Linked DNA regions of Homo sapiens: region 2 is linked to region 1. Evidence: read pairs that join two places in POLR2A ChIA-PET (ENCODE). Cell type or tissue: CD4-positive, alpha-beta T cell. All regions are shown on one strand. Each heading gives the region's core, and the rest is flanking DNA. Links, peaks and the distances in the headings are about the cores only. Region 1 has its middle 210 kb from the start of SATB1-AS1. Region 2 has its middle 280 kb from the start of SATB1-AS1.

Region 1 (16,615 bases), core at 4,223-12,222:
CTTAAATAAAAGGAAAATTTGCATTTATACACCCACAAGAGTGGACTGAACTGAGAATCTTCAGATAAATAGACTTTCTCTTTACTATAGTGGTTTTCATGCCTTTCTTAGTAGATTATAAACTTATATTTGAACTGCTCATATTGCAGAACAAGATTTTGAATTCTTATGTTTCAACAAATTCTGCTAAACAAATAAATGAAGCCCCTATATCAGTGGGCATCCATATTTTGGGGGGCTTCAAAAGGCATTGTTTAAATTGTATGCCAAATTCTCAATATTGTGTGTAAGTCAAAGAGAAATTCAAGTGATTGAAGTGGAGGTGGGGGAGGACAGAAACTGAGGGTGACCCTACAACTTATCATGCAAGCTAGGATACTCTTGGGAAGCAATATAAACAATTGCTTTGGGGCAACATATTTACAAATCATTCCTTTGTGCTCTAGGAAGACCACAAGTTGAAATTGACCAGAAGTAGTAGTGGAAATAATTGAGAATTGGCTACATAAAATAAACATCTCAATGTTGGGGGCAGAGGATGAGCAGAGATACTGTAATTGAACTGCAGAACCAAACAAGAAATTGAACAAAAGTTATACTTGCAATACAGAGATAGAAGGCTAATTTGGTCAATTTAGAAAGTGCTTGAACAAAACAATGGGGAAAAAAATGAACTGCCCCAAAATTAGCAAAGGATAGCTGCATAGGCAGCTTATAGGGGAGGAAAATACAAACGGCAATGGTCAATAAAAACACAAAAAGATGTGTAATTTTACTCATAATTAAAGAAATCTAAATCAAAACAAGAAATTATTTTTCACCTAAATAGATGGGCAAATGTTAAAGTGTGAAGATATCTGATATTAGTTAGCCTGCAGAAAAGCAGTCTTTCTTAACACTGATGATAAGAATATCCACAAGTTTAAATTTTTAGATGGCCATTAGGCAACAGGTATTAAAATAAAAACATATTGTCTTTGACCTCACATTAACACAGCTAGAAATTGACCTGATAGATACATGTGTAAAAGCAAATATATGTATACAAGAAATACGAACCATAGTTTTTCATAGCAGAAAGAAACATGGAAACGACCTAAATGGTTACTATTTGGGGAAGGATTAAATATATTATAGAATAGAATGTCCATATGGTAAAATAATATGCAGCCAATAAAATAAAAACTGAGGAAGTTTTGTATGTGCTGGCATGGAAAAATCTCAGACATCAGTAAGACAAAAACAAAACAAAACAAATAAACAAAAAAAAGCAGGGTCAGAATATTGTGTTTACCATGGTTTTTATTCTGTGTATTATTAAGAAGGTACTAGCAAGTATTATGTATGGGTTTTTAAGATCACACCAGAAAGCATTACCAGTGGTTGTCTTTGTCAGAGGGATTGGGTGAAGGAGTCGGGGAACTGGGGGTGGGGGAGAATTTTACTCTCTGTTTTGTACCTTTCTGCCTTGTTTGAATTTTCTAAATATGTTCACGTGCTCCTATCATAAATTTTTAAAATGTCAACAAAGGTTATCTGTGCAGTGGGATTACTGTAATAAATATTATAAAAGGTGGAGAAAGCTATGTGTGGAGAAAACAAAATGCTAAGCCCAAGTCAAGACAAATTCCATACTTTGAAAACCATACTGCCTCCATTAACTATGAAAGAGTTTGAAACATAAATCCCTTCCTTTGCCAAGTATTTAGCACTTGAGCCATCCATTGGCCCAAATGTTTATTACAATACTGAAGTTACAAAGATGCCATTTGTTGCCCTTTACTGAAAGAATGACAGAGATATGTGTAAGGGGTTGTGGAAGCAGAGAACATTCCATGATGGATGTCAACATATTCAAAAAAGAGCCTGGAATATCCATTCCATCTCTATCTTTAGACCTGGCCCTCAGTAAACAGGAGAGGCCCCTATTTCTATGGAGCCTTTCCTAGTGTCATTCCTTTAAAGCATAAAAGCCACAGTTATGCATAAGACCAAATTATTTGATCTATAGTACCTTTCTGAAAAGGTGGCTGCGAGAGGTTGAAGTTAGAACTGGCAAATAGAGGCCTTCCCCAGTGACACAGTGAAGATCTTCTAGAAACCTACTGAAAGGATAGCTCTCTCACAGAAGCCAGCCAGTGTAAATCACCAGCAGAACTAAGGATATTCTGTTCTTAACTAGGTCAAGAATCGAAAGTGGGAGTGAGGGGAGGTCTAAATATGTTCACTTTTCCTTTGGTGAGAGAAGGGCATCTCCTCCTCTCTAGCTCCAACCCTTCATACTGGGCTGGGGCTACAAAGGAGGAGATACCCCAAGCGCTAAAGGGTAAAAATAAAGGGACTGTACCTTTTTAGATCTCCAGTTCTCCTTCATCTACCACAGGAGACGTATGACTTCTGACACCCTTCCATTTAATTTTTTTTCAACCTAACATTCCTATCAGAAGCAAAATACTTGTATTTATGATATTTTTCTACAAGGCTTATTCCCAATTCAGTATTTTTCAACAAACAGTTCCTCAGCAGTCCAGTGATGAGGCTTTGACATTCCATGAAATGAATGTTTAAAATAATAATCTTTGGTCATCTACTATTACCCAGCACTGTGACAAGTGCTTTACATAAAATCACCCTGCATGCTCATGGATAGGAAGAATAAATATTGAGAAAATGGCCATACTGCCCAAAGTAATTTATTGATTCAATGCCATCCACATCAAGCTATCACTGTCTTTCTTCACAGAATTAGAAAAACTACTTTAAATTTTATATAGAACCAAAAAAGAGCCCATATAGCCAAGACAATCCTAAGCAAAAAGAACAAAGCTGGAGGCATCACACTACCTGATTTCAAACTATACTACGAGGTTGCAGTAACCAAAACAGCATGGTACTGGTACCAAAACAGATATATAGACCAATGGAACAGAATAGAGGTCTCAGAAATAACACCACACATCTACAGCCATCTGATCTTTGACAAACCTGACAAAAACAAGCAATGAAGAAAGGGTTCCCTATTTAATAAGTGGTGTTGGGAAAACTGGCTAGCCATATGCAGAAAACTGAAACTGGACCCCTTCCTTACACGTTATACAAAAATTAACTCAAGATGGATTAAAGACTTAAACGTAAAACCTAAAACCGTAAAGACCCTATAAGAAAACCTAGGCAATACCATTCAGGACGTAGGCATGGGCAAAGACTTCATGACTAAAACACCAAAAGCAATGGCAACAAAAGCCAAAATTGACAAGTGGAATCTAATTAAACTAAAAGAGCTTCTTCACAGCAAAAGAAACTGTCATCAGAATGAACAAGCAACCTACAGGATGGGGGAACATTTTTGCAACCTATCTATCTGACAAAGGGCTCATAACCAGAATCTACAAAGACCTTAAACAAATTTACAAGAAAAAAAAACATAAAAAGTGGACAAAGGATATGAACAGACACTTCTCAAAAGAAGACATTTATGCAGCCAACAAACATGAAAAAAAGCTCATCATCACTGTTCATTAGAGAAATGCAAATCAAAACCACAATGAGATACCATCTCACGCCAGTTAGAATGACGATCATTAAAAAGTCAGGAAACAACAGATGCTGGAGAGGATGTGGAGAAATAGGGACGCTTTTACACTGTTGGTAGGAGTGTAAATTAGTTCAGCCATTGTGGGAGACAGTGTGGCGATTCCTCAAGGATCCAGAACCAGAAATACCGTTTGCCCCACCAATCCCATTACATATACCCAAAGGATTATAAATCATTCTACTATAAAGACACATGCACATGTATATTTACTGAGGCACTGTTCACAATAGCAAAGACTTGGAACCAACCAAAACGCCCAACAATGACAGACTGGATAAAGAAAATGTGGCACATATACACTATGGAATACTATGCAGGCATAAAAAAGGATGAGTTCATGTCCTTTGCAGGGACATGGATGAAGCTGGAAACTATCATTCTCAGCAAACTAACACAAGAACAGAAAACCAAACACAACATGTTCTCACTCATAGGTGAGAGTTGAACAATTGGAACACATGGACAGGGGGAGAGGCAGGTCACACACCAAGGCTTGTTGTGGAGTGGGAGATTAGGGGAGAGATAACATTAGAAGAAATACCTAATGTAGATGACAGGTTGATGGGTGCAGCAAACCACCATGGCACGTGTATACCTATGTAACAAACCTGCACGTTCTGCACATGTATCCCAGAAGTTAAAGTATAATAATAATATAAAAAAACACGCTGCAGAATAGGTACTATTACACCTATTTTACTGGTAGAAAAACTGAGGCTCAGAAGGGCTGAACCATTTGCACAAGATTTTACAGCTAGTAAGCAGCTGAGTGTCTAGTTAAATGCCTTATGGATGTGACAGAATGTCTCTAAAATTAAACTGAATAAAGATGAATTTTCCATAAGAGTCTGGCTTCCCTTGTCATACATAAACAAAAGACTGGACATTGCACAACCAAGCAAATGTGAAAATCTAAGAAAAGAGATGTTTCAGGTTCATTCAGCACATAGGATTTTCTGCATTAATCTAAATGTTCTACATCTGTGCTGTCCAATAAAATAACCATTAGTCACATGTGGCTACTGAGCACTTGATATGTGACTAGTATGATTTAAAAACTGAATTTTTGATTTAATTTAATTTTAATTTTATTTAACTTTAAATAAACAAATGGCTATCATTCATATTAGACTATGCAGTTCTAACCAAAGTCATTCAAGAAGCATTTATTTTTGGTGAAATGGAATCAAAAGAAGAGGAAGTAGAGGGAGAAGTAATCATATAAAATCACAAAGTATTTAGAGCTGGAAAAAACCTTTATGAGACCATCTCATCCAGCCCACTCATTTACACAGATGAGTAAACTGAGACTCAGCAAGATTACACAATTTGGTAAGGTCACTCAAGTTAGTAAAGAGCCAGTTATAAATCCTGCCTTTTAATGAATTTTAAGCTATGCTGTCAAATTTCCAGCCATGGTGTTAATTGCATAGGATTGAGTTAAACTAAAAAAAAAAATGATAAAAGGATTTTCTCTTTACTCTTTTTGAAGTTTTTATGAAGTAAGGAACACATGATAAACAGAGTCTTGGGCAGAATGGCTTTCCTTGCCTCTTGCCAAATCGGTATCAGTAAAAAATAATTTAAGGTAAAATTCCCACAAGGCAGGGAAGCATAAGTGAGTATAAAACTAACCTGCTGCCTAATTCCATGGCCTTCTGTGAGGGAAACACCAAGCACTTTGGAATTGTATTTTGATGCCCCACTTCTGTTACAAAAAATTGGACTTCAAATTATAATATTCCCTAAACCATGCCCTCCTTCCACCCTCTACCCACAAATGGGTAGAGTCCTGCGTATCTTTCTCACTGAGAAGCTCTTCTATTTAATTAGGTTAATAGGTTATAGATAGGTTAATTGGGTTAAATCCTGGGCAGAGCAAAAGTGCTTTCTAATTACTGCTGCCATTCCATTACCTGGAACTGAGATGGATCTTTAGCATATACTAGTCTATATTCCACTCACAGGAGGCCTATTTAAGCACAGTACATGGTGGAGACTTACAGGGCAGTATCACTCCCCTAAACTCCTGGCAAAGGCATTTTGAAAAGAGTGCTTTCTGCCTAATAAATTATTTCTTCCAGGTTTCCAGTGAAACAAGTCATTAATTTTTTTTTTTGACAAATGAAAGGGGGAAAAATGCCTTTTCAAATCCAGGGCACTTGAAAGTTTCATTTTCCTGTTTTAATTTGCTTTAGTGTTTCAAGGGAATAATAATAGTTTTTTAATGCCAAAGGTGGCTTTCATCACTCAAAGCCCTCTAATTTCCTCCCTTATTGCAAGTAATGTGTTAATAGTTCCAAAATGAAATATTACCTAAAACACAACTTGGTAATTTTCCTCACAGTTCAAAGTTATTTGAAAAAGAAGCATCACCTTTTACAAATATTTACTTTGCGACAACGGGAGACGCTGCAAATTATCTGCAATAGCTCCTATTCTCTTCTTTTTTTGTGCTGTCTTTGAATCTTTTGTTGGGAAGAAAGAAAGAAATGGGAAAAAGGAAAAGAAAATCTCTCCCTTCCCTTTCATGTTCTAATACCAGGTTCTACCTAAGGACCTGAATTCTACCTTTACAATTAAATAATGTGTATATGTATGTGTGTGTGTGTGTGTGTGTGTGTGTGTGTGTATGTGTATATATATATTTATTTATATGAGAGAAAAGCTTGGTATTCATGGTCTCATTATAGAATATGCACACCAAAGAAAGGATGTACATAGAGGCCATAGAGAATTTAAAAGATTTATTTATGATGTATTACTGTAATTTTTAATTTAGACATGCAAATTTTTTAATTTGCACCGACTGCTTTGCCTTAATGGTTTTGATTAATACTTGGAGGTAGTGTTTGTGAAAGAGATTTATACTGTGATTCATCTGCAAAATAATCAAATCATTACCAGCTAATGACAAAGCTGTGAAAAATGATATAGATATTGTGTAACTTCCAGCTATGGCTGAGCACGTGGAGATACCCAATCCTTCCAGCAAATGTGGACTTGTGTTAATAACTGCTGGGAAGTTCGCTCTAGGTCCACTCTAATTTGGCAACAAAAAACATTGATCTTAATAAAGCTGTCTGATAAAAGGAGCAGTGATTAACATCCCAAACCCTCCATTCTGCTACTCATGCCAAGGTCCCTTTTTTTTTTTCCAGGAATGAAATTCCACTGCACTTCCTGCTTATCGCTTCATCTCACCTCAGCCTTCTCTGACTCTCCAGATAAGGCTGCAGACAGCCCAAGGAGGGGGTGGGGAGTAGGGAGTACCAGTGGGAGCCCACACTGGTGGCTGCAGGTGGCAGTTGCTGAGAAAGAAAAGCACAGCACAGTGAATTCCCAGAGTCTGAACCCCTTCCAAAGCCAACACCCATTCCTTCCAGAACTCAGAGGCATCTCTTCTTTTAGTGGGTCTTGAAAGACTGAGTGACTCTTGCTAATCCTGACAGCATCATCAAAGGTGTGGAGGAAGCTCCAGAGCATGCTCAAAGTCAGCAGAACCACTCTCAAATGGTATCAGGAAGCAGAAGAGGGCAGGAAGCAGAAACCCACAGATAATCCCCAAATCTCATGACAGCCGCTCCTTGTGACAAGCTGCTCCACCACATCTCTCATCCAAGCGACTAACAAGCAAATGGGCAGATTGGGATTTTACCTGCCTTCTGTCTTCCTCTGCACCACTACCACCAAATGATAAAAATTAGCATTTCTTGAGGTACTTTTTTAAAATGACGATTAAAAATTGTATATGTTTTTCATGTACAACAAGTTATTTTAAAGTATGTGTACGTTGTAGAATGGCTAAAGCAAGCTATCTTGAGGTCTTACTATGTGCCAGACATTAGCGCACTTCATAGCTACTTTTTCGTTAATCCTCACCACAAAGCTATGAACTAGGTATCATTATTCCCATTTTACAGTTAAATAGTTCTCTTAATGTTAAATTTAAAAATTGCAATATGATGGAGGCAAGACTGATTTCTGGTACATTCTAGCATCATATACCCTGCCCATTCAAACCATGTCATTATCTGTCTGAAGCTCTTAGTAAAGAATAAAAATACCCAAAATGAGGGCACTCAGAAGAGAGACAGAATGAGGTAGAATAAGAGGGGGAAAAAAAGGCATGTTTCAGCCACAGTTAATACTGAAGCAATCATGTTTTAACTCATTATCAAGAAATCTAGCTCCTTTTTTATTTCAGTCTTCACAAAGGAAAGCCCCAGTAAGTGGATAATCATTAATATTTCATTGAATACCAATCCATATTTTCCACAATCGTGACATGGACATTCCACTTCATCAGGAAGCCATTTTACAAAATTAGAAAAAGCAAGGCACCGTTCTGGAAAGCACAAGGCGAGACTACTTATCATTATTATTTATTACTTACTGGGTGCCAACTGGGTCCCTACTGTAGAGAAAAAGTTATAAAAGCCTCATGCAGAGGCAAGTGGTCCCCGTTCACTAGGTTCACAATTCAATTCTGATTTCATGACTACGACGGGCCCTGTGTCTTTAATTACTGGTAACTGTGACTGCCCTGGAACCACAAAAGGAAGATCAAAACTTTCTATCACTTTCTAGACATAAAGATAAATGAGAAGGGAAGCAATAAGTATAATTAATTTTAACCAGAGCTGGGAGAGGAAAACTTTCAGCTGTGGTACCATACATAGCATTTTATCAGAAGAGCCACTCTCCTAGCAGAGTCCCTACCACTGATTCCCAGATATGAAATAGACTGCCATTTCAAAAAGAACCAGGAGTGGAAAACCAATGTCACATGGTTTTCATGGCATTAGTTCAGCTCCAAGTGTCAGAAATAAGCATGTGATTTAACTGTACATGTGGCCCAGGAAAAGCAGGAGGAGTAAAGCTAGCAAGTTCAAAGCAAAGTTCAAATTGAAGCCATTCAGAGTGAGGCCACATCATAAGCCTTTGGACAGATGAGCATCTTGTGGGATTCAAGCAGAAGATGTGGTGTAAGTAATGAGACTGAAGTGATGAAGGAAGGGGAAATACACTCTCAGAGGTAAACTTGCCGTCAAGTCGTTGGGACTTAGCTGAATAATTCCCCCTAATGCTTAGACAAATAATGCTGCTAAATTCTTGGGAATCAGACCACCATGTCTCCACCCCTCAGCTTCCAGGAGCTTCTAAAAACCGGACTGAGCTAGCTGTAGGAAAAAATTAAATCCAAAATACATTCTTCATGATCATTTCAGAGAAGGGAGATACTCCCTAACTGTCAATACTGTGAGAAAAGGGGCTATACTTGACTCAGTTTTCCAAATCTGGACGGCAATCTCAGATGTTTTGAAGGAAGGCCAGAGATCTTCCTTGTGAAAAGGTTTTACTGGCTTTGCTTCTGCCACCAACTAACAGCAAATATTCTGAAATCCAGTCCCTATCCTGGTTCCTCAGCCACCCTCCTCCAATATCATCAGCAGTTGGAGCCTTTGCCATTGCCAAGAATTTCAGCTGTCTTTTATGTAATGTTTTCTACTTCTACCAACTCTTATGCAAGATTCTGCAAATCCTCAGCTTTAGCTAAAGAGTGCTGTCCAGCAGGACTTTTTGTGATGATGGAAATGCTCTACATCAGCACTGTCCTATATGGTAGCCACCTGCCACATGGGGCGAGTGCTATGGGATAAATAATGTGTTAAGTTTATTCAATTTTTAATGAATTTAAATTTAAATTGCCACATGTGACTATTGACTGCTATACTGTGCAGTACAGTTCTAAAGACACAATGTGGATTTTACCAAAGATGTAATAGCATAAATGGAAGAAGTTTATATTGCACATACCACAGAATTCTCTTCCCCAAGCTCCCTTGCTGCTAGTTGTGTCCATACAACACAATTCTGTCCAATACAAAGAGAGCCGAGAGTTACTGGGAGAGTTTATTTCTTATATGGAACCCAATTTCTTATTCACCCCTTTTGCTTTTCTTCTTTGTGTGTGTGTACATGATAATCTGCACATGTAGCAACCACATTGAATGCTAATGCCATACATCAAGATTGGCAGGGCAGAAAGTTGGTAAAAGGGCTAGCACACCTGGAACCATTGCACTAATCCTGGACTGCTAACCTGTGAATTTATGTGCCATGGGACGAATAAAGCTATTACTCATTTAAACTACTCTTTGCCTGTTTCTCTGTACTTGTAGAAAAATGCACTAATCCTACTGGATATAACTAGGTCCTGGTATAAAGGTTTGCTACATAATGCCTTGATGTCTACAGAACTGGTATAAAGTTAAACTATAATAGCTGTCTTATCCACTGCACCTACTCAATATCCTCACTGCTCTCTTTAAGGCCAGCCCAGGGGAAGCACTGTGAAGTAATGGAGCAGATTTTACCAAATTGCCCACCCCTCACTAGGCTTCCCTCCCTTGTGCTCTGCTTCTCTCCTGTGTTTCTCTTCTTAACTAATTCTTTGTATTTTTCCTCTCTCCTTCCAGTGGTGAGTTTACTATTATTCATTACTCTTGTGATACCTCCCTAAAATTGGGGCATGGACGGAGGACAAGATAAGCTTGGTCAGAGACTAAAGGCATTTTAGTCACAGGAGGGCAGGGAGAAAAGGGTATTTGGATATTAGGAAGGCGTTCCTTTCCATTAAAAGTACTTTCATGGCTGGGCGTGGTGGCTCACACCTGTAATCCCAGCACTTTGGGAGGCTGAGGTGGGCAGATCACCTGAGGTCGGGAGTTCAAGACCAGCCTGACCAACATGGAGAAACCCTGTCTCTACTAAAAATACAAAATTAGCCAGGCGTGGTGGCACATGCCTGTAATCCCAGCTACTCGGGATGCTGAGGCAGGAGAATCGCTTGAACCCAGGAAGCGGAAGTTGTGGTGAGCCAAGGTCATGCCATTGCACTCCAGCCTGGGCAACAAGAGTGAAACTCCATCTATATATATATATATATCACATTTATTGATTTTTTTAAACCTTTCTTACATCCCTGGGATGAATCCTACTTGATCACAGTGAATGATCTATTTAATTGCTGTTGAATTCAGTTTGCTAGTTTTTGTTGAGAATTTTTGCAATTATGTCGATCAGAAATATTGACCTCTAGTTTTATTTTTTGGTTATATTCATGCCTGGTTTTGGCTATTCACTTCTGGGTACCTATCCGAATAAAATGAAGTCAGTATGTTGAAGAGACATATGTGTTCCCATGTTTATTGCAGCATTATTCACAATAGCCAAGATATGAAATCAACCTAAGTGTCCATCAGTGGATGTACAGATAATGAAAATATGGATAAAGAATAAAGAAGATATATAGACAATGGAATACTATTCAGCCATAAAAATATGAAATCCTGCCATTTGCAGCACATGAATGAACCTGGAAGGCATTATGCTAAGTAAAGTAAACCAAAGCACAGGAAGATAAATACCACATGATCTCATTCACTTCTGGAATCTAAAAAAGTTTATCTCATAGAAGTACACAGTAGGATAGTTGTTATCAGAGGCTGGGAAGGGTAGGAGGAAGGGGATAATGAGGAGAAATCGGTCAAAGAGTAAAAAATTACAGTTAGAGAGGAGGAATAAGTCTTAGTGTTCTATAGCACAGTAGCATGACTATAGTAAACAATATTATAGTGTACATTTCAAAATAACTAGAAGAGGGGATTCTAAATGTCCTCTCTACAAGGAAATGTTAAATATTTGAGGTGATACGCTCAATACCCTGATTTGATCATTACATGATGTATGCATGTACTGAAACATCACACAGTATCCCATAAATTTGCACAATAATTGTTTCAAATAAAATTAAAAATTAAAAACATTTTAAAACTATTTTTAGTAAGTAATTTTCCACCATGTGCCTAGGAAAAGGCTTCCTTGGTCTCACTTCTGAGATCTTGTTCACTCATCTTTTTTTCCGACCGATGACTCTTAGTTGGGTACCTAGCATGTACCAAGACTCTGCTTGGCCTTACATCTATATTATTTCTTTTTAATCCCCAGAACAATCCCAAGAAGTGAACCTGCAGAAGAACTTGGGGACAGGGTAGATTTTTGAGGGTTTTTCAAGTCCGCACTCTGTGGATACACACACTGTGGATAGCCTTTCATCTAATTTCTTCACAATTCTTCCTCTCGTGTGTATGCCAATTGCATCTATTGATCCAGTTTATAGATGAGGGAAGCAAGGTTCAGAAAACAAAAGTACTTCATAATAAGTCAGAGTGCCAGGATTTGAACCTGGCATTTCTGACTGCAAATCCAGGGCTTTTCCACAGGAAGGAATAGGAGACTTGAGGTTTATTTTTTCATGTGAACTTTTCTATGCCAGCCACTGAAGGCAAGGGGTGAGCTTCCCTTCTTAGAGGAGATATGTTGGAGGAGAAGAGAATGGGAATGCTAGGGTGAGGCCCTGAATGATTAGAGAAGTCAGGAAGCCAGCTCTGTGCCCTGCCAGAAGGGCACTAAGCCTCTGTGTCCTCCAGGATGTCAAAGGTGTTAATAAGCTTCCTAACCTCACAGGGAAGTTGTGAGGATTAACCTTGTTTAATTTGCAATCCAGTGATGAAAGATGTTCTTAGTGTGTTTTTTGGCCCTTCTCATTCCTCCTCCCTGAATCATGACTCACGAAAAGTAATGGAACAATACGTAAGGTGCAGGGAACAATGGAGACCGGTAACTGACATCAAGTTAAAAGCAGAATAGGACAGAATAAAAAGAGCAGTGTCAGTGGTTCTAAAATTCATAGACTGACCAGGAACCACTAGAAGAATATGCTCAACTAATCCCCCTTTTCAATAATGGAACAAATATGCTCAGCTAGCCCTGGACGCTCAAAAGTGCAACAAGGGTATCTTTCACCCTTTATATCATCCCATCCCAAAGAAGGAAATCCGGTGTCAACTTTTGAGAAGTGTTTTTTAGGGGCAAAGTTTAGGTAATGTCCTGACTTCTATTTTTTTTCAGTTCTTTGCCCATTGGTAGATCTTGCCTGATGAAAATGAAAAAAGACAGGTCATTCAATTCTTGGTCATTTGGTCACTTGGGCTTAGGTGTGTCCCAAAGGCTAAAACATCTTCTTTAAAAGCTTTCAGAAAGTTGGAGCCTTCTCTACATTTTTCCCACCTTCTCTCTGTCTACCATGGCATCTGATTTTCTCTTTTTCTAATTTAAAAGGATGAGGGTGGAAATATAAGGGCAAATTCTTTTCAGGGTCAACTCAGCATAAAAGTATCTCAAACTCATGTCTAATGAAGGGATTCAAGAATAGAACTCCAGAGAGAGAAAGACCTTTAGGAACAAAGTGGCCTTTGAGGGCTTTTCAAATCCACATACTGTATCTATGAATAGCCCTTCACTAAATTTGTTGAAAATTCAACCTCTTGTGTTTGTACCAATAGAAAATTGTTACCTTGCAGCCATAGACTATGAAACGAATATATCTACCCTCCCAGACACTAGGGAAATGTGAACAGGATGGAAGGAAAAAAAAAGGTTGCTTTCCTTCTGCCCACAAAATGACAAACATCATCTCTAGGACCTAAAGTGGACTGTATTCATTCTTGCTGTGATCTTTCAGTCCACATGAGCAAGATAAATACACAATTAATCATTCAACAGACATTTATCAAAGACATTCTATGTGCTAGTATACATGAGATGCCCAATAAATACAAATTAAGAACAGAGGAGCAGAGAAAAAATATTTTGTTTTAGGATCAAGGTACCCTTGACCAATTTGTGGGGAAAAGACAACTAACTCAGAGGCTAAAGCTTTAAGAGAGAGAGATCAAGATGCCCAAAGTAGAGGCACTGTTCTTATTTGGGCAAGGAAAGGGCACTCCTAGCTTGACTAACGTATCCTGTGTCTTGTTCCTCAGTGTGTGCACTGTCCTGAGAGACTGGCTGGTACCGAGATTCTGCCTGCTCTGGGATTTTGCCAGAGAGCCTATGGGGCACACCTGCCCAGAGATGACAACTTTTACTCATTCACACAATGACATAGTATATGGTGTTGGCTTGTTTTTCTAACTAAAAAGAAAATGCCCCTGCTACAGGTTCACTCTTCATATACAGTAATGATCACGTATGGACCAGAAGAAAAGAAAGTTGCTGCAGTACATTTCTCAATTGGTGGATTAAGCAAAATGTTATATCACTGATTTCTGAGCACTATACAATCCAGAGATGTTGCCGGTGTCTATTTAATGGAACTGCCAAAAGACATTTAATTTTTTCATGTGAAACACACCCAGAAAATTGAGCAAATTTCATCAAAATGCTTAAGCACTAGAAATGATTCTAATCTAATAAAGCATTAAGGCCTTGCTTTGTCTGTATTGCACATGTGGCAGACCCTCCATAAACAACACGGTTGGAACCTAGTTTTTAATTATTTTATATAAAATGGCCAATTTAGGTTCTGCTGGGAAACCTTTTGGAAGGGTCTCTTTGTAAATAAAGCAACCAATTTCTTAAAATAAAGTTGGCTGGTAGTACGGTTTCTTTGGGGTCTGAGTGGAATCTTTGCTGATCAAATGCTGAGGCAGGCCTGTACAATCAGCTGTTGTAACAGAATCTGTTGGTGTCTGTCGGCGCTCTGAGTGACAGCAGTGTATAATCAAAGAGACACGCAGATACACATCAGACGGCAAGAACACAGAAATAAGCAGTGGGATGGGAATATTTTGGAACCTAAATGGACCTTGGCACAAAATACTTTGAAACTGCCATTTTGCACAGTCTGATAATTTTGGTTTCTTGCACTTGGAATCTAGAAAGGGAAGGGAAAGGAAGAGGGGGAAGAAGGGCTAATTTTTATGGAGCACATCCTACACTCCAGGTGCAGAGGACTTTGCTTATTTCATGGGATCTAATCCTCATACTCACAATATCATGTTAGTTGCTTTATTCCTATTTACGGATAGGAAAGCCAAATCTTAAAAAGTGAAATAGCCTGCCTAAGGCAACACTGCTAATAAGTGAGGGAACCAGAATGCCAATCCTGGTCTGTTAGACTGCTAAGTCCATACTTTTCCACTTCCTTTATTTCCACATGGTGGTACAAATCAGGGAGAAAACACTTCCTTTATCCGGATTTTAGAGTCTCTCTGCATCTGGTGCTTTCTAAGTATTCAAGTGGAGCTGTCCTTCAGCAAGTGCCCTTCACCTTGTCTGCCCTACCATACAAGGAGGAGAATGCATATTATTCAAAAAGTAGACTCCAGTGAAAAGCTGGGCTCAGTTCAATTGGACAATGATCAAACAGTTTCTCTAATCAACTTTTGTGGAGAGTGGAGGCAGAACACTATGATATGAAGTTCAAGAGTGTGACCAGTCCGTCCCCTGCTCTGGGCAGTTCTCTCAGCATCATCTTCTCTACATTTACATAAGAGGAGAGATTGAAACAAAGTTCTAGCATGCACAACACCTGCAGGCCCTAAAAGTATAAATCATTCGTGAAAGCCAGGTTCCCCCTCTCTGAGCCAAAGAGAAGATTTACAAGAAAGCCAGTGATGTTCTTTGAGGGGAGTCAACCCACTTTATGTAAACCTGAAAGATCAGTTAGAGTTCCCAGAATTCACCCCCAGAGTGTGCTCCTGAAGTCACCAAGTGAGGGACTGTGAGAAAAAGTGTAAATGGACTCAAAACAAAACAAGACTCACCTGATTACAAGTTTCATTATGAACCTCGGGTTTTTTAGAGCTGGTGATGTCACATTGCTTTGAAAGGTTGAAAAGGATGGGGGCTGGTGTCCATGCTCAATGTTCACGTGAACTTGGCATGTCTTACAGGCTTCTCCACTGACATCACAGAAAACCTCATCCTCATTCAAAGCCTCATTAGCCTTCTAGGCCACTCTTGCCCTTCTACCCCTTAAGAGGTGGTCAAAAATCAGGGGTGGACTTTGTTATTTCAAAGGCAGCTTCCATTACCATCTGATAGCATAATCATCCTCAGTGAATGCTCTGACTGTGAGCAGTGGAAAGGAAGTTCCAAAACCCATACCAGTCTCCATCCCCAACACACAATTTGTATTTCAGGTTATATGAGTTTTGCTGCTCAAAGCATGGACATGGATAAGCAGAACTGTCCTCAACTGGGAGCTTCTAAAAAATGCAGAATCTCAAGCTCCATTTCAGATCCAGTGGATCAGAATCTGCATTTTTGTAAGATGACCATGTGATTCATATGTATATCAAAGTTAGAAAAGTGCTGAGATAGACCAGTGGTTCTCAAAATGTGTCTCCAGGACCAGCATCTGCATCACCAGCAAGTGTGTTAAAAACACAGAATCTTAGGTCTACCCAATCAGAATTTTTTTTTTTTTTTGGAGGCAGAGTCTCACTTTGTTGCCCAGACTGGAGTGCAGTGGCACGATCTTGGCTCCCTGCAACCTCTGCCTCCAGAGTTTAAGCAATTCTCATGCCTCAGCTTCCCAAGTAGCTGGGACTACAGGCAGGCAGCACCACACCTGGCTAGTTTTTTGTATTTTAGTAGAGACAGTGTTTCACCATGTTGCCCAGGCTGGTCTCAAACTCCTGAGCTCAGGCAATCCACCCACCTCAGCCTCCCCAAATGCTAGGATTACAGATGTGAGCCACTGTGCCTGGCCCAGAATTTTCATCTTAATGAATCCCCAGGTGTTCTGTACCCACATTAAACTTGGAAAAGCACTATTTTAGTTTCAGGCAGACCTGACTTACAGTCTTGGCATCACCTCTTACTAGGGGGAATGATCTTAGGCAAAGTACATAACTTCTTGGAGTTTCAATTTCTTTAACAGTAAAACAAGGCTAATAGAACCTTCTCTCAAAAAATTCAAAAGGATTAAATTAGGTAAAGCTCTTAGCACAAGGCTAATGCATATTAAGAGCTTCGTAAATAGTTGTTTTTAGCTTTTGCTGTTTTTTCCTTTTCCTTTTTTCTGTCGTTCTCTACCCTAGAAATATTTCCATGAGGCCTTCTTGGGTCCCTTCCAGCTTCAACATGGTCTGATTTAACAATTAG
Region 2 (16,615 bases), core at 3,011-11,010, 69 kb before region 1:
TGGGCCCTCCTCCAGAGTTTCTGATTCAGTAGGTCTGGGATGAGGCCAAGAATTTACATTCATCACAAGTTCCCAAGTGATGCTGATGCTGCTGAAACCAGGGCCCACACTTTGAGTACCACTGCTCTATGCATACAGGACATAAGTTGCTGACTATAAGGTAGAACACCACTCTAAAGACCAACATTTATTTTGCCACATTTTTAATGAACTAAAGCATCCTGGGATGAGAATTTTTACTGGATGAGAATTTTTATTAATATTATTTAGACAGGATCTCACTCTGTTGCCCAGGCTGGAGTGCAGTAGCACAATCTCGGCTCACTTCAACCTCAGCCTCCCAGGCTCAAGTGATCCTCCCACCTCACCCTCCAGAGTACCTGGAACTACAGGCACGTACCACCACACCTGGCTAAGTTTTGTGGGTATTTTTTTTTGTAGAGACAGGGTTTCCCAATGTTTCCCAGACTGGCCTCAAACTCCTGAGCTCAACCAATCCACCCACCTCAGCCCCGGCAAAGTGCTGGGATTACAGGCATGAGCCACTGTGCCCCACAGAGAGTTTCAATTGAAGTCTAATTTTTATTCTTGTTTCCTCTGTCTTACTTTGGATCATGCTTGGAGGCAGTTGTGAGGGTCAGGAACAAAGGGAGGGGGAGACGTGATTAGGAGTGCTAGAGTGAGTTCTGAACACAGATTTAGAATTCCTGTCTCCACTCTGTAGGGTAAACGCCCCTGGCTGCAATAACTTAAGCATACCCTCAGAATGTCCTTGTTTTGTATGGCAGACAGATCTGAATGTGTGTTCGGAGCTGGGGAATCCAGTGTGGCTAACTGGGAGGTTTGTCCCTCTTCTGTAAGAAACATCTGAGCCCCCGTTCCATGGAAAACAGACAGTACAGGGGTTTGAGACCCTGAGTTTTGGGTTAAATAAAGGTTGCTAGGTGGAGGTCTTTAAGGGGAAAGTGAAAATGCTACATAAACTTCATGCTCTTTGCGAGTGGTTGCAGTTTTCCTGCCAAGCCTGCCGCCACTGTACCATTTCTGTAGGTAAGCCAGTTCTCCTGTCCAGTTTGCTGCCACTGGACTCTATCCCCTGTATGTGTCTCCTTGTCTGGCTCCAGGTCTCTTCTGTCTCTTGAAAACTGGTGCCTTTGCTATGGAGGTTAATAGGTGTTCAGTACAATACACTCCTTACTCCGTCCCTTCGTGACTGTTCCTTCTTCATTCTCGACGATACATTACTTATGACAAGCTTTAACCTCATCTTAGACAAGATTTACACATATTCATACCTAAACACATATTTGTGTATGATATTTAATGTGAACTTTGAAGGTTATGGGCTTAGGATAACATAATCTTACAGAATAACCAACTAAGCTTTCTACAGAAGCAACAAAATGCCCTAAGTCTCAATGTTGGAGTGAACCAAGAGGCAGATGAAACAGCGATTATATACCTGAGTGTCCAAATCAAAGAAAAATGACACACTGAGTATACACTATCTCAGAGCCAAGTTCTAAACTACTAAGGATATAGCAGAAGTGATTTCTTTATTTTTCATAATAACCCTGTAGCCTGAAAAACATCATCGCAGGTAGTTAAAAGCAAGGACTCCTGAGTCATCACATACATGAGTGAATTCCAGGTGTTCCCTTACTATGTCTGTGACCTTGGGCATAATTTTTGCCCTCTCCTCTCTTCATTCATAAAACAGGATGTTGATTACGTCTCTCTTGGAGGGTTATATCAGGATAAAATGAGTTAATACATGGACAGGAACTGAGTATATGGTAAATACTTATCAAAATGGTGCATACAGCTGACTACATATGGTAATTGAAGAGACTGAGTGTAAGAAAGATTGAATGATTCATTCTAAGCTATTTTATATACATAGGAATCAACCAAGCAAGAGTTGAGCCTGTCTATGGCTGATTCCAAAGCTTCAGAGCCTAAGGGAGTAAAAACACAAGCCAAAGAAAAGGAGCATCCAGTCTCTTTTAGCAGGACAACAGGCTTAAGAACACACACCAAGAGATAATCCCGTATCAAAAATACAGGAATTATGCAGGAATGTTGGTTCAAAGGAGAATAGGCTTTTGTGAGTGTGGGCCAAAGAAAAGAGTCCAGGTGGAGCCATATCTGTGTGAGGCGAGGAGAGGGCACTGGTACAAAACAAAGCTCAACTGCCCTGGGTATAAATGATGTTGCTGGAACTGGGAGAATATTCCTGTGGCATAACGAAGACCACAGACTCAGGACGACCCACCCCAAAAACATACCCATAGCACAGATAAAAATTAAAAAGAAGGAAAATCCCTAAATCTAAAAAGAATGCTTTTAAATGATTTATTTAAAAATTGAGTAGAAAGTGTTATTAAAATGATTTGCTACCCATCAATAATAATAAAAGATAAATGGGGGAAAATCATTATTCCTTTGTCATTGCTTCTCTCAGACTCCAGTTATTTAGCTAAGTAGGGCAGAGGGGAAGGAGTGCCTGAGGTAGCTGGGAAAATATTAAGGGAAAAAATTTGTGAAAATAATTTTACAAGCCCTTCTGTTTTCCAACAAGGGGCATATCTGTCCCGGGAGCCTTGCAGCTGTGCCTTGAATAGAGCAAGCTATTAGGTTTACAGCTCCCCGAAAATAGTTTCACACAGCTCTGATTGCATAGGGCCCTCTGAGGTCCTGCTGCAGGTTTGGTTTGGTTTCATGGTGATTTTATATTTCCTGTTCAAGTTTTTATTAGTTTTATATAGATACATAAGCATGAAGGGTCAAGGGGAAGGGAGAAACACAATAAGACCAAATGGAGTTTTTCAGTTAGTAATAGGAATTTAAGGAAACAGGATGTTGCTCAACTCATGGGAGGTTGATGCTGGAGTCTGGAGAGCCAGGCCCATGTTTAATCAAGGATCTGATGTCAAATAACTATGCAGAGTGAACCTATTGCATCGCTCAACTTGTATTCCCCTCCCATTCTTCTATGTTCTTCTATGTATGAAGACTGTCTTGCCAAAGCTATTTCATTGTTGTAGACATTAGGAACAGAGAAAAAAAATACACTTGTGGACCAAGGTAATTCTAAATCTATTTCAGTTGGTGTTTAAAGGCATGGGCCCAGAAGCCATACTGCCTGGGTGTAAGTCCTAGCTTCTCCACATTCTAGCCATGGGATCTAGAACACCAGTATCCTCATGCCTCACCTGTGAAATGGGGACAATAGAACTTACCTCATATGGCTGTGTATATGTGGAAAGTCTCATTTAAAAATAAATGAGAACCAAGGTAAAACTTATAATAAATTCTTCTATATATCCACATGCATATAAACTTAGAAAACTACTAGGCATACAATGACTGAAATAATATATGTTAAATATTTAGGACAGTATCTGTCTCATAGAAACTGCTCAATACATTTATCTCTTATGTTTATTATTATTATTGCTGCTGTTACATGTTTAATGAAGTATTAATTTACACAACCAATTATCTCATCTCAGTTTCCTGAGACGCTGCTATATATACTCCTGGTCTTCTAGTACCCTTGGGTCATGGTGGAACCATGCATGTGATTTGGTTGCATGAAGAATCAGGCCAGTGGACATACATTTACCTGTGGTAATCCACTGAATACTTGTGGAAGTGAAAAAGTACCCTCTAGAACCATGCTTGTCAAATGTTAGTGTGCATGGGAATTGTCTCGGAATTGCATTATGGAAATGCAGCTTCTGATTTAGTAGGTCTTGGTTAGGCCTATGTCTTTGCATTACTGCTAGTCTACAGACCATACTTTCAGTCACCAGAGAATCTAGGAATGAGCAGACAACCTAGGCTCCAGGCCCACCTCTCCTGCTGAATTCAAATGGTATTTTTCACAATTCACTTATTTCCTTCACCCTGTCAGCCAGCCAAATAAGCACTGGGAGTGTATAAGAACTGCAAGAAATGTTTTGAGGAACGCAAAGGTGACTGTGGCATGCTCATTCCTGCTTTTAAAGGATTTACCACCTAATGGTACAGAAACACACACACACACACACACACACACACACACACACACACACAAAGGAATGCCATCCAAGACTGCAAGGAGGAGCCAAAAGTGTCCAGGAGAGGGAGGATCATACTGGCAACCTAAAGAAATCAGGGTAACACATTTAATGTTGTTTTGCCTTAATTTGCCCCTCTACAAAATGGAACTAATTTTTTTGTCACTTGGCTCTTAAGACTATACTGAGGGCAAAATGAATTCATCAAGTTTAGAGTATTTTTGCAAGCAGTATCCTATGTAATTGTTGTTAATATCAGCAGTAATATCAATATTCCAGTTATAAATAGATAACTCACTTGGAGTGATTCTACTTATTATTGTACATAATTCTAAGTATCACTTTTGTATTAGGAAACGGCTCTCTTTGCTGACTTCATGACTGTAGGGCAAACGCTGTGTTTTTGACATGGGACAGGAGGAGTACCCTGCATGGGGACTCTGCATTCAGCTCATAAGTAACATGGTGGGGTTGTGGAGAAGGCAGTTCCATTTCTGTCTCACAGCCCAGGATCCTGGGTTATTAACTGGGGGCTGTGAGGAGTATGGAGTTTGCAGAGGGAATATTCTAAAGAGGTGTGGTCAAGTTGTTCAGAGAAGAGCAAGCATCTGAAACAGAATAATAGAAATTATTCCATTCTTCCGATTATGGCAACACATAGGAACCCTACCCATCCCTTTTCCCACTTCAAGATGAACTGGTTACTATTTTTAGGGTTCTTTCTTTTGTTCTAAACACAATGAATTTTAAGTTGCCGGCTACCCAAGATACAGAGCTCTCTGTGGGTTAGGGTGAGACATTTGTAGGGCCTACATCACAGCTCAACTTCTGCCTCTGCCCAGTCTACTTTCCCCTCCTGCACATCCACAGATGTTGATCCTGAGGGCACTCCTTAATAAATACTCTGCTTGCTAATCCTCCCTTAGAGTCTGCTTCCTAGGGAACAGAACCTGTGACCTCTTTGACCATTCCTCTTTTTACCTTGTGGCACATCTAAACAAAATTGACTACTCTCAGCTCCTTGAATAAGCCACAAACTCTAACCTCTATGTTCATTTGCACATATTCCATGTCCATCACATAATAAAATACCCAGCACATTGCAAATATGCATTAGTTATTGTTGAAAAAACATGTGTCCTTGTATCTGGCCCTTCTTCCTCTAATCTCCCTTTCTTGAGTAACTACTTCATCCTCATCTTTTCAGATAATTCAGCCTAAATGTCACTTCCTCTACCAAGCATTTTCTGATTTTCCTTGTCCTTTTTCCTTTCTTGGAATTGCTATTGTTCTCTTCGCTCTATAAGAAATTTTGTTAAACTGTATCACAGCAGCTTATTTGCCTATTTCCCTTCATCCTATGCAAACCGTGAGTTGTTTTTGAACACCTTGAAGTCATGGCTGTTTTTTTCACCTCTGTTTATACAGCAATAGTTTTCTTTTTTTTTTTAACCTTTGTTCATCCAGGCTCAAGAGGTGTTTAAAAATGAAACTTAGATCTGTGATCTCCTAATACAGATCTGCATTAGAATCACCTGGAGAAATGTTAGAAATGTAAATTCTCATTCTTGACCTCTGACTCAATAACTCCAGGATTAGGGCCCATTTCTGCCACCTTTGGGAACTGCTGACGAAAATCTCAGCTTGACTATCCACCATTTCTACTGAGAAGAGATCCATTTAGTTATATTTTTAGTTTTTTGACATTACAGTTGATCCTTGAACAACATGGGTTTGAACTTCTGGGGTCTACTTACATGTGGATAATTTTCAAACAAATGCAGATGGAAAATACAGCATTCATATGATGCGAAACCTGCCTGCATGGACAGCCAACTTTCAGCATTTGCAGGTTCTGCAAGCCTGAATGAGGGACTTGAGTAAGTGCAGATTTTGGTATACATGGGGGTCCTGGAACCAATCCCTCACACATACCAAGGGGTCACTGTAGCTTGATCATTTACTTTTAAGCATAGCTAAGCTCTTGGTCAGGAATACACCACCCAATTATTTCTCTGCTCCTATGGAAAATGACACTGTGCCTTCCAGAGGTCCAGTTTGGTAACAGCATGAGAGCACCAGAGACAGGTTGCCTGGGTTGACCCCTGGTCCCAACCCTTTGCTGACAGTACAACCTTAGACAAATTACATATTTCTTTGTGCCTCAGTGTTCTCACCTGCAAAATGAGGACAATAATAATTTGTACCTCATGCATTGGTTGTAAGAATCAAATAAGTGAATGCATGGGGAGTGTTTAGAACTGAACTTGACACATAGGGAAATCTCAATAAATGTTACTTATTTCTATTTCTATAATGATTACTGTTTTTTATTATGATCTTAGGAAATTACTGTCTAGAAAAATATGTAACTATAAGGGACATATTGACTAACTGTGAATGTCTAAAAGTTTGGCAGAGGAATGTATAACAAAATTCACAATTTGAGATTCTAGTCCCATGACATACGTTATCTTCCCATTGTTAGTTGCTTTTCCATGATCTCCTTGTTCCTGGTGCCTGAAGATTTTTCTCACATCTTGTTGTTCTGGCAGGGCTTTCCAAGCTTAAACAATATGCTCTATAGTTCAACATTCTACAAGAGACTTGGGTGAAGGATGTTTTTTATATCTCGGAAGTTTAAAATTGCGCAATCCTTCAGGCATAGTGTTTCAACTGAGAGTGGCCTGTTTTCTGAAAGCAGTCTTCCGTACAGACAGTAGTATATCAATTTGTCACCAACTTGGAGATCCCGGCAGAAAACTGTGAAAATTACATACCTGTAATTTGGTTTTCTCATTATAGGGACCTTGACCAGTCTGGATGCTATAGAGTAAGGTCATTGACACTTAAAAGAGAGCAGCTGGACTTAAGAATTTGATGGCAAAACTCAGCAACCCCTCCTTTCCCCTCCGCCTCCACATCCCCCTCTGGCAGGAAATTACACCCAAACCACAGAAAACATTGCACATGCTTTCATCCAAAGAGAAATAATAAAGTTGATCAGCTTAAATTAAAAGGCTGTAACCTATTTTTTACTTTGTGTAAATAAGTCAGGTGTAACAATCTATTTTACTTGCCTATGAAAGTGTTCATCCACCTGAAGGCAACAGAAAGCTGAGATTTCACAGAATCAATTTAGGGTGAACTTGAGAAAAGGTTTTCACATAAAAACTCCCAAAAATATTACTATGAAAGTCTGTGAACTTTTTTCTCATTGAAAAAAATAATTGCCTCTCAGGGCCCCCAATTCTAGATAAAGACACAAAGGATGCTTGACCTGTAAAAGATTAGAACTATATGATAGATTTGAAATCTGTCTTGTAAAAGATAAATTCTTTTTTTATTATTCCCCAGTGTAGAACTAAGGCAAATGAATAGAAAGATATTAAGGCAGTGACTTTGGGTCAACATGAGTTTAGGATGTAGAAATGTCATTATATTAACAGCTGGCAGCCTATTTACTCCTAAAAAGGGAAGAACATTTGCTTACAGATATACCCTGACAATGTCTTAAAGAAGATGAGTATTATGCTGAATTAGGTTTGTAGAGTATGTTCTTTGTATAGTGACATATTCTTTGACCCCTCAAATTTTCAGTAAAATAAGTAAACCAGCACAAAGCTAATTTCTAGAGGATCTTTCATGAACTGGTGGAGGGATTCAATGTTGCCTCCAGGACAATGTAGGATGAAAACAAGGACTAACACGACAGCTGGAACGTTGATGGACAGATGCATAAGGAAGCAAACTATCAGGAATTTGCGAAAATTATGAAGCGGGGCTCTGAATTTCCAGAGAAGTTCACAGTGAACTGACAAATCCCTGAGAGGCAGGGAAGCCCTGGCTGACAGCTCATTTTCAACAGAAAGAACTTTCCTATAATGCTCACCTAGCTAGTAAAGTGACTCCCTAGCTCCTATACTTACTTCCTCCCTCAGGGCTAACAAGCCCTACCGTGGCATCCTCACAGGGCTGGACTCTGATCCCCCTGGTCAAGGAGAGAGTCCATTGAGGGAGATGAATTAATTAAGAGATTTACAGCTCAGAAGGCATAATGGAAGATGCAGCCCTGTTTATTGTGCTTCATGAACCCAGAGAAGAAGTCCCAAACTCAGTTTTGGAGTAAGACGGTATTAGAGAAAGTTTCTCAAAAGAGGTGACAGTGGGTTGGGGCAGGAGTAAATTTAAACAAACAGTAAGTTCAAAATGTAAAATTGTTTGATATTTTGAGGGAACGGCAAGCCCTTGAGTGTGGCTAGCTCACAGCGGCTAACGTGGGAGATTCGGGGCTGCCTTTCAAAACAAGCATAGGAAGGTAGCCAAAGACCACATCTAAAAGGTTCCTAAGTCAATCTAAAGAGCTTGGATTTTTATCCTGAAGACAATAGGAAGCCACTGACAGTTTTTAAGTAAAGAAGCACTGTGATTACATTTGGTGATTGAGAAAAATATGTTGAGGGTCTCTAGACAGCTGTTTTGTGGAGTTTAGATATTTGCTTGTCCAATGCCATCCTCCTAGCCTGAGGACCTATGTGTCCTTCCAGACATACCTCCCCTATGAAAAATTATCTGATAATATCAACCCCCTCCTTTGATCTTTGTCACATTTGTTTTTCGCTCCTGTATCACTTACCTCCTTGCACATTTTTTAAAATGAAGCATTCTTCAAGTGTCATTTCACATCTAAATCTTTGAAAATTATTCAGGACAGACACTCACAAGCCTACAGGACACAATCAGATAAGTGAGTAAAGCAAACCAGGAATAAGAGGCATTTGTCTGCATGGTGCTGTGGGTTGAATGTGTCCCCCCAAAAGTTTATATGGTGAAAGTTTTATTCCTTAATGCAGCAATGTTGGGAGGTGGGACCTGGTGGGAGGTGGGAGGTTTTTGAGTTATGGGGGCCTAGGCCTCAGGAAGGGATTAGTGCACTTCCCTCAGGATAGGGATAGTTCTCACAAGAGCAGTGTTACAGAGCAGATAACCCCACTTTGTTTCTTTTCCTTTTGCTTGTGCTCACTTGTACTTCTGCTTTTCTCTCATGCTGTGAAGCAGCACAAAGCCCTCACCTAATGTAGCCACCTGATCTTGGACTTCCCAGCATCTAGTACTATGACCTAAATACATTTTTCTTTAAAAATTACCCAGTCCCAGGTAATTTGTCATGGCAACAGAAAATGGATTAAGACACATGGGAAACATGTAGTAATGCTCTTTACTTCCACAAAAAAAGAGGTTGAAAAAAACACACACATTTATGTAACATAAGAAAAGCAACAGCACAAGGGCAGTGCTAATAGAGATGTGTAATTAACCACAGTATTCATGAAGCAATAGGGAGTGATGAGATCTGTAGTCAATCAGAGAGATCATTCACTTTTGTAAGAAAGGTAGTCGCTACTTGTCCCAAGTAATTGTTGACATGCAGAGTTAGAGAAACAGAGTGTAAGATGTCTTGATTAAAAAGGGGGAAAAAATCAAACTCCAAATTTTTATATGAAATATCCTTATACCTAAAAATTGGTTGAAAACTTTTCTGAATATTACAGACCAATATCAGCATATCAGTGGCCCAGATATATCCCACATACCCTACAAATTACAACTTGCGTAATACATTTTTATGTGACCATGAAGTCTAGAAACTTGCTTAATAAATATAATTTGAAAACAAGGTGCTTTTGTTTCTGTGACTTTTGACACCCTCATCTTTATCATTCATTGAGCTCTGACTTTGTGTTGACTTTCATTGCTATTTATTTTTCATGTTTATTTTTAATCTTTTCAAAGAGATGAGACCTCCCGAATATCATAAATCATCACTTCAGCATCTTTCTTTCCCCAGCCCATAACATGGTTATTTTTCCTTTGTTTAGGCGCTGTAATAATTATAAAAACTAAAATTTATTAATTGTTTACTACAGGTAAACAATTCATATTATCTCATTTGTTTCCTAAAACAATATTATAAAATAGCTACTGATATTTTGATTCTTACTTACAGATGAAGAATTCAAAGATTGGAAAGATTAAACAAAGTGTCCAGGCTTATGTAGTTAGGAAGTTATGGAGCTGGGACTCAAACATGGCAGGCTGGCCCCAGGAGGTACTATTTTACTGCTAAAAATGCCAGATGATGGTAGAAGTGATGTTGATGATGTCAGAGAATTTGAAGCAGGTATTTCTTCTGGCTTACTCAAGCTCTATGATTCCTCAAGGCTATTCCTTGAATGTAAGTCATTTCAAATAACTTTCAATGCATAATGTCCCATACAAAAAAAGAAACTGGGGTAATCTTTTGATTTTATGATGATATTTGTCATGTGGTGATTTATAAACCTTGGAAAAGTACTTTGGAGCCATGGATTCACAAAGATGTGTCCTGATTCCCTTCATATTTGATTTGAATATAATGGCTTTCATATGCATTCAAATATTTCTAAAACATTAATTTAAAAAAAAAGCCAGGTGCGGTGGCTTACGCCTGTAATCCCAGCACTTTGGGAGGCCAAGGCAGGCAGATCACGAAGTCAGGAGTTCGAGACCAGCCTGGCCAACATGATGAAACCCCATCTCTACTAAAAATACAAAAATTAGCCGGATGTGGTGGCAAGCGCCTGTAGGCCCAGCTCCTCAGGAGAGTGAGGCAGAAGAATCGCTTGAACCCAGGAGGCAGAGGTTGCAGTGAGCTGAGACAGCGCCATTGCACTCCAGCCTGGGTGACAGAGTGAGACTCCATCTCAAAAACAAAAAATAAAAAAAAAACCCAGCAAATTCAAGTGGCAATTCAACCCATTAGCAATCTCCAGTGTGCTAACTAGTAGTATCACTAACCATTTAATAAATACATATATATTTCAACATGAAGTGCATTTATACTAATAAAATACCACTTTTCTCTGCTTTGCATATTGGAGTTCTATGTCAGATTTTGTTTGCATAATGCATTCTGCTCTGTAAAAAAGTTGGAAAGCCTCTTCCCTAAATATAGCTTCTTACTAAGTCAGTCCTCACTCTCCCACCTAATTACACATGCTTGAGCAGTCAGTAGAGGCTGATTAGCATTGTATTATATTTATGGAGTCTAAGACGCAATGAATTGTAAGATGCACTATTATTTTATGTACCAAAAAGAGAGAAAAACACTCCCAATAAAAATATGGTATCCCATCAATTCAGAGATATTAAATTTTTAAAAAATAAGTTCTTGAATAAATAGAATACAGTAATTAAGAGCTTGAACTTTGAGCTCAGATTACCTAAATTTGAATTCCAGGGCATCTTATATTCTGTGACCTTTGGAAAACCATTAAGTACCTTCAGCTGCAAAATAGGAATATTATTACAATCTAACTTAGAGAGCTATTGTGAGAATTAAATAAAAAAGTAAGTGTAAGGTCAGAGGTTTGGGGTATAGTAGGTTCTTCATAAATATTTGCTATTTTCATTATTATGAACCTTAAGAAAGCCCTTGCTGTTGGGTTTTGTGTTCCTGCCAAGATTTATATGCTGAAACCTAATAATCCCCAACGTGATAATACTTGGAGAGGGAGTCTTTGGGAGGTGATTGGTCATGAAGATGGAGCTCTCATATATGGGATTAATGCCCTTATAAAACAGGCCCCAGCCTTGCCTCTTCCAGCCTGTGAGGACATGGTGAGGAGGTGTCATCTATGATCCAGAAAGTAAGTCCTCACCAGATACTCAATCTGCTTGTGCCTTGATCTTGGAATCCCAGCCTCCAGAACTGTGAGAAATAAATTTATGTTGTTTATAAGGCACCCCGTTTATGGAATTTTGTCATAAGCCAAGAAATTCCTTGATCCTGTGACTTGACTGTATGAAGACTGTTATAGACTAAGAAATCCCTTAATCCTATGACCTGACTGTATAACGTTTTTCCCATTAGGGGCAGGGGCGGAGTGATCAGACTTGTGTGATACCCAAATAAATGCCGCCAGGAATCTATGCCTCTCCTTTTAATCTCCTTTTCAGAAGCTCTTTTCTCTTAGTCAGAAGGGTGAACACATATCTGATTGAACGGGCTTTTATCACTAGAGGAGGAGGTTTGCCTGATGATATAAAGCTCTGTTCAGATGCCAATTTAATCTTTTCTGATGGAGAGGTTTTAGAAGCTTTTAGCCCTCCTTGGTGACCTCCACATCACACAAATAGATTTATCCTGATCTTACGTCCTACCATCCCAGAGTTGTAAGGATGGAGTAGATTTTCCTTCTAAAGTTTTGGTCTGGAGTGCAGTGGTGGGGCAGTTTATTTAAATAAATGATGAAATAATGGATATGTTAATTAACTTGATTGTGGTAATCATTTCAGAATATATTCTTACATCAAACCTTCACATTGTATACCTTAAATATATACATTATTTTTATTTATCAAGTATACCTCAATAAAGCTGGGGGTAAAAAAAAATAAAAGTAAAATAGTAAAGGTTTTTTAGAATATTTTTTAAAAGAATTCTAGTTTTGGAGCTAATTTCAGATGCAGTTTTTATTCAAAGTAAAAAAAAAAGTTGTTGGTCCCTTTGAATTGTGTATACTAATTATTTATGTATGGAATTCTTATGTGGATAAATTTGGTGACAGCTCTAGTCTTTTTTTTTTTTTTTTTTGAGGCAGGAGGTTTCTCTTTTGCCCAGGCTGGAACACACTGGCGTGATCTCGGCTCACTGCAACCTCGACCTCCCAATCAAGGGTCAACCCAACTTAGCCTCTCGAGTTGCTTGGACTACAGTCATGCACCCCCATGCCCGGCTAATTTTTGTACTTTTTGTAGAGACGGGGTTTTACCATGTTGCCCAGGTTGGTCTTGAACTCCTGGACTCAAGCGATCTGCCCACCTTGACCTCCCAAAGAGCTGGGATTACCATTGTGAGCCACCGTGCCTGGCCTGACAACTCTAGTCTTAACATATTCCTGAGCTTCAACATGCCTTTCCAACTGCCTGATAGGTACTGCTAATGCCTCAGACTGTGGTTTCATCAACTCATCACACTGGAAACCAAATTCATAGACTTCTCCCAAAACAAGTGTATGAGCTAGGCTATGCTTTAGTAACAAATAAGACCAAAACCTCATGTCACAGTCCAATGGATTATCTGGGCTGCTTCCATTGTGTGGCTACCCCATCTGGTAAGATTTCCAAGGTCATTTCAGAAGGGAAAAGAGGACTTGGAGGTTACCAATCATGTTTAAAAGACCAAGACCATCCATGGTTTATCTCATTTCTATCCACATTACATTGGCCAGAACTGAGTCATCAGAAACCCCAAACCTGTTAATTCTATCTCAATGGCAACTAAATTTTTTTTCTCTTTTCCACCCCCATTGATATTGTTCTTTTTCAGATATTTTTAATATTATATCTGTACCACCAAAGTAGTTCCTGCAGAGGTATTCTTGCCTAATGTCTTCTTTCTTCCCACACCTGTGGATATATCCTCTATGCTGCTCCCAACTTACCTTTCACAGATCTTATTTATTCTTGTGATTGAAAAGGGTTTTCTGGGAAAGCCTGTGGGGTAGGGCTGTGTTCCTTGCATGATGTTCAGGTGCTGTCAGGTGCCAGTGCACCCCCTCATATATAACACTATTCAGCCTAACCAGATCTCTTGTTTTCCTAGAAATTTCCTTTTTCTATGCATGGTCTAACTAGTCAATATTTTTCTATTTTTTGAAAGCCTACCAATTATGCAAGACTCGACCTAGGTGTATTCCTTTCTCTTTCAAGTATGTCTTCATTTACCTGGTTGGAACGAAATGATAACTTCAAAGGGGTCCTTAAGCACATTTTAAGAACTCTTTTTTTCAGATTTTTTTTTTCCCATTCTGATGGAGACTTAAAGTGAATGACTTATGAACCATCTCCCTGATTTGACTGCTTGCTCCTTATAGGACTGCAATAGATACTAATCTTCTTATATTTACAGCATTAACCTCAATGCATTAAATATCATAAATACTAAATAAATATTTAGTATATTAACTAACTTTCCAACACTTTTAGCAATTACTAGGACTAAAAGATACTACAAAATTTCAAGTATACGATTATTTGTTTTATTTTCTTCTATGACATGACACATTTTTGAAAGAGGAGTTTTGCTGCATTAATGTTTAAATTATGTTCTTTATATTAGATAACTTATGCAAGTATGCTCAAGATGGAAAATAATGTAGGTCTTTGTCATTTCCTTTAAAGTCTGAAAGCCCTAATGACTGATGATATCTGGGGCTTTAGGTAAAAAAACATACCAATAGCTTTCACACACAGCGTTTAATCCTGCACCACTCTCTTCATCTACCTCTGCTCTGCTCAATACGTTTTCTCTATTCTCTGTTTCTTACCAAAGAAAAACTCTGGTTTTCAAACCTGTTGGTTACTTTTGGCTCCATTTATCTTTCTCCATTCTCCCAAACTCGTGGCCTTCTCCTTGAGTCCTTAGCAAGATACTTTCTTGTATTTGTCTACCAACCATCTGGCTGTATTTCCTTAATAACTTACTTTTTATTTGGATGCAAATATGTTTTTTGGAACAAAATGAGAGAGAAATCATGGAATAAAGGTGTATCAGAATGTTTTGGCCTGCAACCAGCAGCAAGCTGTAGCTCAGACTGATATAAATAATATGGGGATTTATGAACTCTCATAATAAAAGTCCAAAGGTTAGGATAAGCTCTATAACTGCTTATTAGCAATTATCTTCGCTCAGTTCTTCTCTGTGTTTGCTTGTTTCTTGGGCCAGTAAGAAAATGGATGTGGTAATTCTAGGCATCAAACTAAGCAGAAGGAAACTGTTCTTGTGTTTTCTTTTCAAAGAAAGAAAACCTCTCACAGAAAGTCCCTATAAGACTTTAGTCATGGTTCATTGGCAGGATTGGGTCATATGCTATTTATAAAACCAACCATTGGCAAGGGAAATTGATTACCCTAATTGACTAAAACAAATCATTTGGAATCGGAAGAATTATGAGGGGTTAGCCTCAACAAGTACTGCAAAAAGAGAAGGCAAGAAGCAGGGAGAAAAGGAAGGAAAGAGGAAGGAAGGAAGGGAGGAAAGAAGGAAAAGGGAAGGGAAGGGAAGGGAGGGGCAAACCAGAATTAAAACTAGAATTAGTCTTCTCATTTTACAAGCTCACCATTTGTAAATAATTGTAGTATTTCAAAGATTTCTGTTAGGTCTCTAGATTTCAGTGGATCTTAGTTGCAAAACTTAACTTCTAGGCCCTTCATCAGAGGGGATTATATCTCTGGAGGTTCATCTGACACTTGAATGCACCAGTCTGTAAGGCATTCATGTCCTCTCTGCTCACAAGCCGTTGACCAGAGCTAGTCATAGGGCTCAACTTAACCATGGATATCAGATGGCAAGACGTTCAAATCTACCACATGCATGGAAGTCAGAAAGCTAAAAATATTTGATGAACAGCATTAATGACTACCATAGTCCACTAAATATTCAGCCCATTCAAACAATCCAAAAATCTTAGTGACTTATCACAACACAAGTTTATTTCTTACTCCAACTGAATGTCCATCATAAGTTGGCAGCAGAATTTTCCTCCTCTGAGTCATTCAAAGGCCAAGCTAACTGAGGCATGTATCACAACACAATTTTTCACGATCATGATAGCTGTCGGAAGAGAATGTGGCAAACTGTGCACTAGCTTTTAATGCTTCTGTCTGGAATGACTCTTGTCACTTCCACCCACATTTTATTGGCAAAGAAAGCCATATGATTATGCCAAAAGAAGGAGCGGAAGTGAAATTCTTCTCTGTGCCCAGAAAGCAGAGAACTGAACTCCAAACTCCACCTAGCTTAAAATCTCAGCACATACTCAGTTGTGTCCTGTGCTGGATTTGGAAGACTTCCAGGAGTATGCATATAACAAGGGACGGGGGCATGATTAGCTTTTTCTCTTTCTGGATAAATTTCCACTTCCACTCATTACTGAGTCATTCTTTGAACAAGTAGCTATTAAGCACCTATTCTACCAGACACTGATCTAGATGCTTGGGATACAGCAACAAACAAAATAGACAAGGGTTTCTATCTTCACTGAGCTTGCATTCTACTAGATAGATAAATGAAATATATCAGAGAGATAAGCTCTAGAGTAAAGAACATAGTAGGAAAAATGGATGGAAAATATCAAAGAGGTGCTATTTAGGTAGGGGTGTCCGGAGAAGGTAACAGTTAAGTAGAAATGGAGGTAAAGGAGTGGACAAATGGAGGAAGAGGTTCCAGGCCAGAGAATAATAAAAGTAAAAGCTCTAGAGCAGGATGTGGCCTGGCTTATTGAAAAACAGTAATGAGGACAGTTTGGTTAGACAAGAGTGATAGGGGTGGAGTAGGGGGAAGAGAGTAGAAAGACATGAGGCCAAAGAGAAAAGGAAGAGCTAAGATCTAGTGTGGGTTTATCAAGATTTACTGCGAGGCAAAGCACTACAGATTATTCTCTTTAAGCTCCACTCACTTTGAAGTGAAAAGGGAGCATGACTCTTCCCTATTAGTTGGGGGAAAAAGA

What was found. Peaks named below come from ENCODE experiments on the same cell type or tissue, not always from the same donor. Only the 100,000 strongest peaks of a DNase experiment are listed, where the experiment ranks them.
Region 2: POLR2A ChIA-PET joins it to region 1 with 11 read pairs; 4 of 35 experiments call an interaction of 5 or more read pairs at or near these places.

What each region holds. Positions count from the first base shown.
Region 1 is chr3:18,648,535-18,665,149 of GRCh38, reverse strand. No RefSeq gene overlaps it. Among named protein-coding and RNA genes, the nearest start is that of SATB1-AS1, 210 kb to the right of the region's middle. In CD4-positive, alpha-beta T cell, for the core only: no CTCF peak of the experiment used is centred there; no DNase peak of the experiment used is centred there.
Region 2 is chr3:18,716,116-18,732,730 of GRCh38, reverse strand. No RefSeq gene overlaps it. Among named protein-coding and RNA genes, the nearest start is that of SATB1-AS1, 280 kb to the right of the region's middle. In CD4-positive, alpha-beta T cell, for the core only: no CTCF peak of the experiment used is centred there; DNase peaks (open chromatin) are centred at 6,730 and 6,980; H3K4me3 peaks cover 534 bases; H3K27ac peaks cover 6,513 bases.